Linked DNA regions of Homo sapiens: region 2 is linked to region 1. The links are chromatin contacts, found by Hi-C or POLR2A ChIA-PET in ENCODE. All regions are on one chromosome and are shown on one strand. Each heading gives the region's core, a stretch centred on a gene start or an enhancer-like site at or near the end of the contact. The rest is flanking DNA. Distances are from core to core; before and after follow the strand shown.

Region 1 (3,424 bases), core at 471-2,970:
GGATAGTTGTGACAATACAGATTCCTAGGACCCATCCAAAGAATCACTTTCAACAAGTCTGGAGTGGGACATCAAAAGCTGAATTTTGATAATCACCCAAAATGATTGAATATAGATTCTCTGGGGACTGTTTTGGGAGACACTGACCTATGATAGTACTCAAAGCATGGTCTCCAGACCAGCAGGGTCATCTGGAAACCTGTTAGAAATGCAAATTCTCAGGATCCACCTTAAACCTACTGAATCAGAACCTATGAGATGGGCCCAAGAATTTGTGATTCTGATGCTCAGTAAAGTTTGATGACTAAGTCTGGAGGATGTGGTGGGTCTGGAGATAAGTTGTGCCTCCTTCACAATTCTTCTGGGCACATCAATGAATCAACATTTATTCTTTGAATATGTGTTTGTATTATTTACTTCAATCTGAAGGCACAGGGTGATGTCAAAAAACCAACAATCAAACTTTGTGTGAAATTAAAATACAGATAACTGGCATAGATGAAAAAAATAAGCTTAAATAGACAGCTTCCTAATGCCAAGTGGGTGTTCATCTGTTGGTAAAGTAGCAGATCAGATGTTAATTACAGCAGAGGAGTGCTCAGCTAGCAAGGGACAGTCATATTTCCTTCAATCATCTTCAATATTTGTACATTTCCCAACATTTGTGTGTTTTTTCCTCACTTATGCTGTTAGGGGACTGTGTGATATGGGGCTGGCACCAGGCAAGTAAGAATGCCTGGAGTTGATGGCCTTTACTAGCACTGTTACCCTTTGCAACTAACATAATTTCTCTCAGCCCAGATTTTCTCTTTCATATACAAATAATGTGGGCCTATTTACCTCGAAGGGTAGTTGTAAAGATGATAATAGAAATAGCTAACATTTATTGAGGGTTTTCTCTGTGCCAGATACTGTGTTAAGTGCTTTACATGAATTATCACATTTAATCTTCCCTAGAACCCTATTATCATTGTTGTTCAAATTAAGAAATTGAGCCTTGGTGAGATTAAGCAAATCGCCGGAGGTCACACAGCTGGAATGTGGTAGAGCCAGGATTTAAATTTAGAATGTCTGATTCAGAACTCAAGCATATCACTGCCATGCTGGACTATAAAGTTTGAAATGAGATAACATATAAACTGTAAAGTGCAATTTACATTGAGAAGAAGAAAAGTGTCCATGCACTTTGTTTATTCACGGGATCGTCTAATACATTGTGCATGTAATAAGGGCTCACTAAACACCAGTTAATAAATGACAACGATGTGTTCTTTAACTTTTTTCCCTAATCCAAAGGTCTTGTCTGATTGTGTTTTCAATGTTATATAACAAGCTCTACATAGGACTGAAACTGAGAAACTTAGAATAGTTCCTAGGGTAATATAGAGACCGAGGATGTTTTCTGAAGCTTCCATCAGCTTTTGGGTTCTAGTAGCTGCTCCATATCTCTGGAGCAGATGGGATATTAGGGTGTTTGGTTCTATCTCCTTATCATAATTGGAGCTCTTTGGGTTATTCTTTTAACATCTAGGCTTTTATATCTGTAGAATAATCCATAAATTGGTTAAGCAAGAAACAGTGGTTTTCTGCATTTATCCAGAACTATGTTAAGCCTTGTGGGATGTGAAAAAAAGTTTATGTCTTAAACTATAGAATTACTCAAGGACTTTATAATTGAGCAGGTGGGTTGAAGGATGAGGCACAGGAAATGAAACAGCAATGAATCACATAGCCTATAACTGTAGCTCATATTGACAGAATAAAGACTTATGGAAACACAATTACCAGATACACTGAAAAGAATTATAGAAAAGAGCCTATGGAGAGGGAGCTTAATAAATGTTTGTTAAATGAATGAATGGATAGATGGATTGACAGTTTAGAATGGGAAGGTTTGAACTCTAGTCCTTACTACTATGGATATGATTTAGAAGAAGTTACTGATGGTTTTGGGGCCTCATTTTTTTTTTTTTGTTTGCAAAATGGGTAAAATAATGCTGACCTTAGTACATTTTAGAGTGTATGATGATAATGAAATAAAATAAAATAATGGATGTAAACATACTTTGTAACTGGAGAATAATATATAATTTTAAATTGTTGTTTTCATTTTTGAATGTCTGCAGCATTCAAAAATATTTTAAAATTATTGTTTTGAAATATGCTGCTTGTGAATAAAGGTAAACGTAAAACACAAAAATAAAAGGAAGTTGAGCCCTGGTGGATGGACACAGGCCAATGGGCTTCTTGGCTGAGGGTGGACTTGAAGAAGAAGCCACTGCTCCCTAAATAGAGCCAGATTCCTGCTGCCTCATTAGCAGAATTAGGGAAGGCAGGTTCAAACCTGTCTCCACATTGAAACAGGATGCATTTAGATACAATCTCAGAATCAAGAGCCTGTATGTTTTATCGAAGAACAGTTCTTGAATGTCATATACAGATGTGAAGTGGATTGAAACAATAAGTACCTCATGCCAACTCCTCTTTGTAATTTTGGAAAGAAAAAAAGCAAAACAGAAGGATACATTGATTTCTATCTTTTTTTAAAAAAATCATTATATAAGTGATTTGTGAATTTTGATTCTTCTTTTTAAAAACGAAAATTAGAATAATAAGAAAAAGCTTACTTTCATCTTTGATTCCAGTTTCAATTCTAGTCCTTTGTCTTCCTTGACAGAGGGAATCACATTTGTGAGTTTGATGTGTGTGTATTCTCAGCTAGTTTTGAAAATCATTTGTTTTATAAGTCTTTAACATTCATATAACTAGTACACAATTCATATTGTTCTATCATTTTGTTCACTCTGATTTGCTTTTGATTTCTAGTCTGCAGAGATACACATATTTAGCTAATTCCCCTTAACTAGACAATGACCTATTAAAAATATATTTTCAGACCATATAAGACTTTGTCCTCCCAACGGGCTCGTCACATTTAAGAAAAAAACACAGCACAGCTCCAGGACACACTGCCTCCCATTTCCAGTAGGACAGGCAGAGCCTGACCAAAAAGGCAAAGAATGGCGGAGGACGGTTCATAATCAATATCATGAAACACAATTCAAACAATGGCCTGCTTCTGAAAGCTACTGTTCAGTTGACCTGAAAATAATCTCTTTTCCCTCTCCAAGACTGTGTTCTGTTCTCCACCCCATCGTCCCCCTCCCCAGAGTCTTTGTGTGCAGAATCCGAATGAGTTGGGTTTGAGCTCTAACAGCTCTCCCAAGAGTGTTATTATTTTTCCCCCTTTAAACTGAAGGGTGCTAATTAATGTAGGAAAAGTTATATGCCAAGTTTGCTTTGCCTGTGGTTTCCTTAGATTAAAGGCTACTGGCAACTCCAGCTCTGTCAGAAGGGCTGGTGCTGTATTCTTATCCCCTGAAGGAGGCTTCAGCTCTGCTGACTCAAGAAGACTTCAGCTTTT
Region 2 (3,424 bases), core at 573-3,072, 66 kb before region 1:
GAGAACTTCCTGCCTCTGCTGTTTTCTCAAATGTCAAGGTGCCATATTTCAGCGTAATGTGTCCTGAATCCCACCAGGGGCAAACATGAATGTGAGGCTTGGTGTGCTTGGCTTAGTCATGAGCATGATTTAGAAGTAGGCGGACAGTCCATGAAAGCTCTACTCTGAGAATTCAGCTTCCTGAAATGCTAAATTTAGCCTCAGAAGGATTGTTACCTCCTGCTGTGATGATCTATGTAATGACTAACAGGGTGCAGAATGTATTCAAGGCAATTTTATGCTTTATCTTATTTAATTCTCACAACAACCTGTATTACAGATTTAAAACCAGAGAAATAAAAAGATGGATTCCTCCCTAAGGACACTCATCAACAATGCTCCTCTTTCTCTCTCAATGTGTATACACACACATATACATTTACATACATGTATACATATGTGCGCCTATATGTATGTGGGTGTATTAGCGGTTCTTGCTATAGTTTTCGGTGTAACTTGAAAAGTAAGGCTCCCTGAATATTAGTTTATGGTTCATTATTATATTACAGTAATGCCTCCATTCTTCAGACAGTGTGCCCTTTATGTATTTGTGCCTCCCATAATTAAGTGCCCTGGATTCTAGCTTCCTTAGAGGGCAGGAACAAGGTCTAAGGCAACTTTTCAGAATCTTAAGTCCTAACTTGTTTTGATAATAGTGAAAGGAAAGATTATTTTAGCTTCCTCTATTAAAAATATCAGTTATCTATAGTCACAACTTGTTATCACAATGGGGAGAGATCAAGAGACTTTCCCATATTCAGTCAACAAACGTGGGATACATTATTGATTGTCAAGAGCCTGGCTCCTGGGGCTAGGCCTGCCTCAAATAGCTAGTGATCCTGGGCAAGTTACTTAATTTTTTAAAATTCTTCTGTTTATTATCCATGTAAAATTATTTAACATAAAATTTGAGAGTCAGTTGCTCGATAAGTATTGGCAATTGTAATTATTGTTGAATACTTGTCACATGCCAGGCACTCTGCAAGGTCTTAGGGATTGGAGGAAACTCTGGAGGAGCTCATAACCGGGTGGTGAGACAGTGAGACAAAGAATTCCCACCAGCACAAGCCCCTTCAAAGACAGTTGTACACGCTGGGATAGAGATATGCACAGTGGCCTTTTTAATCTACAGTTTAAAAACCAAAAGGAGCCCTAACTCTTGATTACATGGTGGCATTTCATTTAACTTTGTGTATGTATGTGGGAACTGCCATAATTGTTCTAAGGACATCTGCTTTTTTAACTTCAACTGTGATTCCCTGCCCAGTCCGACACTGACTGGGCAGGCAAGTGGAATAAAATTGGTGCCTGGGCTTGGCGCGGTGGCTCACGCCTGTAATCCCAGCACTTTGGGAGGCCACGGCAGGTGGATCACAAGGTCAGGAGTTTGAGACCAGCCTGGCCAACATGGTGAAACCCCTTCTCTACTAAAAATACAAAAAATTAGCTGGGCGTGGTGGCAGGTGCCTATAATCCCAGCTACTTGGGAGGCTGAGGCAGGAAAATCACTTGAACCTGGGAGGCAGAAGTTGCAGTGAGCTGAGATTGTGCCACTGCACTCCAGCCCGGGCGACAGTGCAAGACTCTGTCTAAAAAAAAAAAAAAGCCAACAAAAAAAACCCCCAAAACAACAAAACTGGTGTCTGCCTTCTGTAGTCCACTCCAGATGAACAAAGCTGCAGACAGGAGGAAGTGACACCTCAGAAACTTCAAGTTCGTACTCTGTTTCTCATTCTATCCACCCTCCCCTTTCTGTTCTTCCCAATGTCAGCTCTCCTCCTGTGAGTGTGACAGATTACTTGGTCATGAGATATCGAGGTGAACAGTAACACAAGGAAGTGTTTTCTATGTGGGTTTTCTGTGTATGTGTCCCTCCCTTCCTTCCTTCTTTCCTTCCCTTCCTTCCTTCCTTCCTTCCTTCTTTCCTTCCTTCCTTTCCTTCCTTCCTTTCCTTCCTTCCTTTCCTTCCTGTTTTTTGTAAGTTTATTTTTGCTAAATGAGCAACAAGAACCCCAAACTTACTGTTTCTCAGGATCAACAGTAAAAGAACCCTGCACTGCTCATAATGTTTGGAGTTTTTCTCTCTCTGGGATTATAGGCCTTTTCACAATGCTGATGCACCATTTTTAGCTATGTTAGTTCTGTAATGTTAGTTCTGAATGTTTTCATAATATTCCCCTGGTAGTTAGAAGCAGGGAAAGATTTATTTTAAAGAAGAAAAAAAAGGATTATTATTTCAGCCCCAGAGTCACAAGTTAAGAAAGGAAACTTGGAAAGTGTAAATGCAATACTCTCAGCTCAAACTCCAAACCACCTCCGGTTTTGCCCAGCTCTATTTATTTATCATTTCAATTACAGAAGAGATCTGTTGCTACAAAGAGCCATGTTGTGTCTATTTTCTAAAGGAAGAAAAGGCAATTTAAGGCAATTTAATCTTTAAACTCTTTTATACGATATTTTTTCTACTATTGAACATTTTAGGAACTAGAAAACTTTACCTACAACCAGTTTCTTTTTATCTTCAAATCATCTGAATTCAAACAATTTGTTTTTCATCTTTTGTGATACTTCCTGTGCCACTTTCTACTGAAGCTTAATTATTATTCTTTACAATGATAAACAGGTTCACTTATTTTTAAAGCTCTATGGTTCTTATAAGCCAAGGATGTTTAAAGATTCCACTGATTTACGTGCTACCTATGGCTATTCTCAAACAAATTTTGTGTTTGGCAGTGTTTTTCCTACAGACTATTAAAGAATTCACATGGCATATATTTTCTCATAATACCATAAAGATTTTAAACTGCAAAAACAATAAAAAACAGCAATCATGTGTTTATGTATATTTTAAATATGTTGTTGGCTATCCAGAGTAAAATGCCATCTTCACATTTCAGTGGGAAAATTAGATACGTCAGGTAAGAATTATTTACCACTAATTAAGAGTAATTATTGAGCCTAGTGAAAAAAATCACAAGCTCAATTAAAACATCTAATAATAAAGATATAAATATGCTCTGGAAACACAGAGCTCTTTCAATATAACTGTGTACATATTCATATGTTTTTATAGTGTATTGCAAAGTTTAAAACTAGAAAGTTGGCTATTTCTCCAAGTTTTCTGAACAGACCAAAATACTGGCATTAAATTTATGAGCTAGGATCACCCTTAGAAATAAAGTTGGAAGGCAAGAAAACTATTCTAAGAAAATAATCACAATTATATAAACATTTGTTCAAAAACTATACTTTCTGCAGCACTATTTATAGTAGTAAAAAAAAATGAGGAAACAATATAAATGTTTAATAACAAGAGATTGTCTAAATAAATTAAGATTTGTCTTTAATCTGCTGCCAATAAAATTAATTTTCCTAATAAGTTTAA

Evidence for each region. Hi-C counts contacts between places; a loop is a spot of excess contacts on that map. ChIA-PET counts read pairs that join two places held with the same protein, here RNA polymerase II (POLR2A). Pooled maps may share reads with other maps.
Region 2: a map of transverse colon shows a loop between it and region 1 (4-fold over the local background). The contact joins two enhancer-like sites. A Hi-C loop is called at or near these places in 1 of 168 maps with a recorded cell type or tissue (transverse colon) and 1 of 50 pooled maps. POLR2A ChIA-PET finds 5 or more read pairs at or near these places in 1 of 52 experiments (activated CD4-positive, alpha-beta T cell).

Annotation. Positions count from the first base shown.
Region 1 is chr18:41,869,292-41,872,715 of GRCh38, reverse strand. No RefSeq gene overlaps it. Among named protein-coding and RNA genes, the nearest start is that of PIK3C3, 84 kb to the left of the region's middle. Within about 2 kb of position 1,720, at least 2 of the 41 ENCODE cell types and tissues checked have a DNase peak (open chromatin) inside an H3K27ac peak, as active enhancers do.
Region 2 is chr18:41,935,354-41,938,777 of GRCh38, reverse strand. No RefSeq gene overlaps it. Among named protein-coding and RNA genes, the nearest start is that of PIK3C3, 18 kb to the left of the region's middle. Within about 2 kb of position 1,822, at least 2 of the 41 ENCODE cell types and tissues checked have a DNase peak (open chromatin) inside an H3K27ac peak, as active enhancers do.